2 separate regions of the Mus musculus genome follow, and region 1 is linked to region 2. A link is a loop called in an ENCODE intact Hi-C map of the cell type or tissue named here. Cell type or tissue: left cerebral cortex. All regions are shown on one strand.

Evidence for each region. A loop is a pair of places that touch in the nucleus more often than their neighbours do. Peaks named below come from ENCODE experiments on the same cell type or tissue, not always from the same donor. Only the 100,000 strongest peaks of a DNase experiment are listed, where the experiment ranks them.
Region 1: a loop joins it to region 2, with 2.5 times the contacts of the local background. A loop is called at or near these places in 2 of 42 quality-filtered maps.

What each region holds. Positions count from the first base shown.
Region 1 is chr3:135,437,007-135,439,506 of GRCm38, forward strand. Ube2d3 (ubiquitin-conjugating enzyme E2D 3) reads left to right here and starts at 2,120. Exons shown (of 7, transcript NM_001356597.1): 1 at 2,120-2,500. It overlaps 4930539J05Rik (RIKEN cDNA 4930539J05 gene), which reads right to left and starts at 1,659. Exons shown (of 3, transcript NR_030689.1): 1 at 1,415-1,659. In left cerebral cortex, no CTCF peak of the experiment used is centred here; DNase peaks (open chromatin) are centred at 1,266, 1,693, 2,196 and 2,302; H3K4me3 peaks cover 2,284 bases; H3K27ac peaks cover 1,819 bases.
Region 2 is chr3:135,712,412-135,714,911 of GRCm38, forward strand. No RefSeq gene overlaps it. Among named protein-coding and RNA genes, the nearest start is that of Nfkb1, 22 kb to the left of the region's middle. In left cerebral cortex, CTCF peaks have their summits at 453 (motif pointing left) and 1,359 (motif pointing left); DNase peaks (open chromatin) are centred at 904 and 1,346.

The sequences.
Region 1 (2,500 bases), 280 kb before region 2:
TAAGCAAGAACTCAGATCTGGGGTTCTCCTCCCACCCCCATGCTTAGCTCTTTGCTTTGTGTCTACTGGTTAGCCAGGAGAGAACAATGGGCTGTTCAGGGAGGAGAAAGTCAGAGGTGTCCCGTAGGGCACGAGGTAAGTACTGAGGGTTTACTAACTCAGAAAATGGTTCTGATGAAGTAATCTCTATCACTTGGCTGCTTGTTGTAAGTATAATCTCGGGCCTACTAAATAAAATCAGCATTTTAAACAAGACTCCAGGTGGTTCCTATGGCGAGTAGCTGAGGCAGCTGCATTCCGTTAACTGCTCCAGTGATATTACCTATGGTATACACCGTCACTCTTCGGCTATACATTGACTTTTATCATTTTACTTGCGGAATATTGCCTGCAACAGGTTCTCAAAATTCAAATTATTTCCACGTAGTCCTGAAGGACCTCCACTTTAAGTAGGGTCGTTTAAGGATGCTAGAAAACCTAAACATATTGATCTTTTTGAATGTCTTTCAAAAGTTAAAGTCTTACTTTTTACCCAAAGAGTACTCTCGATGACAAACGGCCCTCTACATTTTATGCAGGGCAGACTAAAACAGGGCAGTGGCACACTTAACAGATCTCACCCCCAGGATTTAATCCAGACCGATTCCCTAGTATTTTGTCACTTTGGGGCTCAAAAACTGAAACAGCAGAAGGAAAAGACGATTCTAGGATATTCCTCTTGCGGTTCCATACCTAAGGCTCTACCCAATCCGATCACAATAAAGCTGTATTGTTAAGGCTATGCAAACGCAGAACCCTGCAGGCCGCTGCTCTCAGATTGGCCCCTCGGGGTTAACAACGCGCATGTGTCCGCACTTGGCGGTGCGATCAGCACTCAGCCTGGATCTTTTAATTTGCTGTTCCTAATTTGAGGGGAGCTTCTTCGCGCTGCTCAGCCCTCTCTGAGGAGCACGGGAAGAAATCTCCATCACCTGGGCCGGCAGAAGCCGTGAACCGGCTCCACCTTGACTAAGGCATCTAGTCACCCCGCGGCCCCGCCCACAGCACCTCCCCGATTGGACGCCCGGGGGAGGGCCGTGTCGGCGCGCGACGGCCGGCCGGTCGGGGGAATTCCATTTCCTCCCCCGCCCACTAGCATAAGCACTCAGGGGCGGTGCTTCCCTCGCAAGACCCGCCCAGTAAGAGCCCAGGGGGGGGGTTGCCGGCGCATCTCGCGATAACTTGCGGATTTGGGGGCGGGTCCCGAGCCAGGAAGAGAGCACAAAACTGCCCTTAAGTCATTGCAGACCCGGAGCTGCTGCGAGCCTGCCACGAGGTTCTCGCGAGATCCGCCACCTCCATCCCAAGTGAGGAAACGGGGGGCCACTCAGGGAGGGGCGTGGGGCCTCGACCGCGCAGCTGCCGCTTCCATTACCTTCCTCCTAAGGTCTCCTTCCGGTTCTCGATGCTTCTCTGAATTTAAGGGTTTCCGCCACTCGCCTACCCTCCCCCTCAGCCCATGACCCGCCTCCGTCCCCCGCCCTCCCGGCCCGACCTCCGATCGCTTTAGCGAGAAGGTGCTGTTCCGACAGGGAGACGGCAAGCGGGCGGCACGTCCACTCGGCCCGAGCGAGGGAAGCAAACCGCTCCCCCCTGAACCCCTCGGCTCGCCCCGCGCTCGCGACGGCGGCGTTGGCGGACGGATACGCGGCGGTGAATAGGCGGGGGGAGGGGCGGAGCGTGGCAGCTGGCAGTAGTTCCGTCAGAGCGGACATCTTGTGGCTGTGCCGTGCGCGTGAGCCCCGTAGGGCCGGGGAGGCACCAGCTGCCGCGCGGGGAGGAGGCCGAGGCCGCAGCTCGAGGGAGGCCCCGGCCCTCTGTACGCGTGGGTGTGGACAGCTCGGGAAAGGGGAGGGAGACGGGCCGGGGCCGGCGCGGTGCCCGGGGGGCTGTGGGCGGCCCGAGCGGGCAGCCCTCGCGGCTGGGTGGGGTAGGGTGGGGAGAGGCCGGCGGCGGAGCCGGGGCCCGGCCGCAGGGGGAGGGGGCATGGGCGCGTCCTCGCGCCGGAGCTCCGCGGCCGCCGGGCGCGTGGTGGCGAGGTGGCGGGCGAGCGAGCGGGCGGGCGCGCGCACGCAGGAGCGCGCTGCGAGGCGGAGAGTACGGTGGTGTCAGGGGCGACCCAGAACAGCCCTCGCCGTGGGGACGGGAGCGCACCCGGGGCCCATTGCCTTGTGCTGGCTCGCTGTCCCTTGGAGCCGAAACCGAAAGGAGCCCGGCGTCGGTCCGGAGCCGCCCGCTCCCCTCCCCCTTGCCTTTCTCTGCCCGAGTGACGCCGGCCTAGCGCCGACTAGGCCCCGGCTCCTCCTCTGCCCGGCTCTGGACCCTGCCCCGCACCCACCCCTTTCTCCTCCGCCTCTTCCTCTCCCACCCGGGGCTCGTCTTCCTTTCAAGAGGCCGGGAAGTTAAACTTGTAACCACCTCTCGGCGCTTCCCGTCACCCTCTCGCCCTCTCTGGGGCGAA
Region 2 (2,500 bases):
ACAGAAGAAAAAATTTTTTTCAATTGAGAATCCCTTGTCTCTGATGACTCAAGCCTGTGTCAAACTGACACACAACCAGCCAGTACAATGTGGTTCCTATGACACCATGGCTAGAAAGAAACACTTTACCCCTGCCCCCTTTAGAAAAGATTTATTTACTTCACTATTTTATGTGTATGAGGGTTTTGTCTGCATGCATGTATACCCACCACATGGGTGTGTGATCCCCGAGCAGGTCAGAAGAGGACATCAAATCCACTTGAACTGGAGTTACAGATGGTTGCGAGCTGCCATGTGTTTCTGGGAATCCAACCAGAGTCCTCTGTAAGAGCAGCACATGCAAGGGCTGGAGAGATGGCTCAGCGGGTAAGCGTTCTGACTGCTCTTCCGAAGGTCCTGAGTTCAAATCCCAGCAACCACATGGTGGCTCACACACCACCCATAATGAGATCTGATGCCCTCTTCTGGTGCATCTGAAGTCAGCTACAGTGTACTTATGTATAATAATAAATAAATCTTTGGTCCGGAGCGAGCAAGGACTGAGTGAGAGCGAGCAAGGACTGAGTGAGAGCGGAGTTGGTCAGACTGGAGCAAGCAGAGGTCCTAAAAATTCAATTCCCAACAACCACAGGAAGGCTTACAACCAGCTACAGTGTACTCATATACATAAAATAAATAAATAAATCTTTAAATTAAAAAGAGCAGCATGTGCTCTCCTCTGCTGAGCTAAGAGTTGTTTCAGGTCCAAGAATGGCTGCATTTTTGATCACTTCCCTGACAGATTTGTCTGAGATCTCTTCCCAGGTATTTATGGTAAGTGCCTTTAAAATGTGCTTCTTTTTTCCTATGAGAAAAGTAAGGTAATTAAAATTAGAACTTTCAGGGGGTGGCCAGGAAACAACTGTGCCAGGACAAAGATTTCTCCTTAGGGGAATGAGTTAAGAAAAGGAAGTATTATTTACTAAGTGTTCCCACTCTGCAGATGGCAAGCCTCTGACAAGTATGTGTGAAGCCAGTTGTTTGTGGATACATTTCCATGGTTATACTTTAGTCATCCATACCACAACAAGAGTCTAGGTCTCTCCTTGTGACTCTCTCCCTCCCTCCCTCCCTCCCTCCCTCCCTCCCTCCCTCCCTCCCTCCCTCCCTCCCTCCCTCCCTCCCTCTCTCTCTCTCTCTCTCTCTCTCTCTCTCTGCAAACGGCAGTGACTTCTGCATATCCCTGAAAGTTGATATCTTCTGATGGCTTCCCTGTGTCACCTGGCTTCCGGCTCTGCATCTGACTTTTTCCTAAGAACCTGTGCTTTGATCCAGTTCTGCAAGCTACAATATATGCTGCCCCCTCCTGGTATTGTTTGAAGAGGTGAGCTCTGCTTAATGAAATTTATTCAGATGCTATTTGTGAATATGCTTTTCAGATATTTGCTCTCCGTTCCTGTTTGTACTCATCCAGTTAAGGGTCACTGGAAAGTCCAATCTGATGGAATTTGAAACTCGCTGGTGATTTTGTTGTCATTTTAATATGCTGCTAGAACACTAGCTGATGCACACGAGAGAAGAGAGAGAGAGAGAGAGAGAGACAGAGAGAGAGAGACAGAGAGAGACAGAGACAGAGAGAGACAGAGACAGAGAGAGACAGACAGAGAGAGACAGAGAGAGACAGACAGAGACAGAGAGAGAGAGACAGAGAGACAGAGAGAGACAGAGAGACAGAGAGAGACAGAGAGACAGAGAGAGACAGAGACGGAGAGAGACAGAGAGAGAGAGACTACTTTTTTGATGCAGACAAAAGCCCTGTCATCCATACAGCCATGCTATGTTCAAATTTGGTGAAAAGTTTGCTGATTCATTACTGTGCATATTTGTTTTAATTTTAATTAAAATGATCTAACTCCATTCACAAACTATGCCATGTGTATGAACACTTTTAAAACTTTCTTACTAGCTCACACAAAATAGACCAATGTCACTTCACTGGGTGAAGTTGCCAGTTGTTTTCAAAATGTAAAGGTCTGAACTGCAGAGTTCCTAGGAAAGTACATCAAGAAAAAAAAAGGCAAGGAACATGGTTGATTTCTTTTGAATTGTAAATACGGGAAATTCTTTTTAATTCTTATGCCTGCTGTTCTCTTGGGAGGGAGAAGAGTCAAAAACTAGGGTGGCCCAGAATGGGGTCCTTTGGAGCTTTAGTTATCACTGAGTGATAAGGCCTGGCATACAATACACTTAGAAATGTCAGTATGGATAATGCGTTTCTAGCCTTCTTTAATGTCTGAGTCTTCAGTTTAACATATGAAATGGTGTTTGAACTTATGCATGGATACAGACATTGTGGTAAGCATATATGTACTTTGTATAAGGTATTGACCAGAGTCTAGATCAGAGACCAGCATCTGTAGCCTCAGCAAGGAGTGTGTGAGGAATGTTGAATTCCCTATTGCTGTTTAGCTAAACTGATACAGCACCAAACACCCCCTAAATATTTAAGCTCATCCCGTAA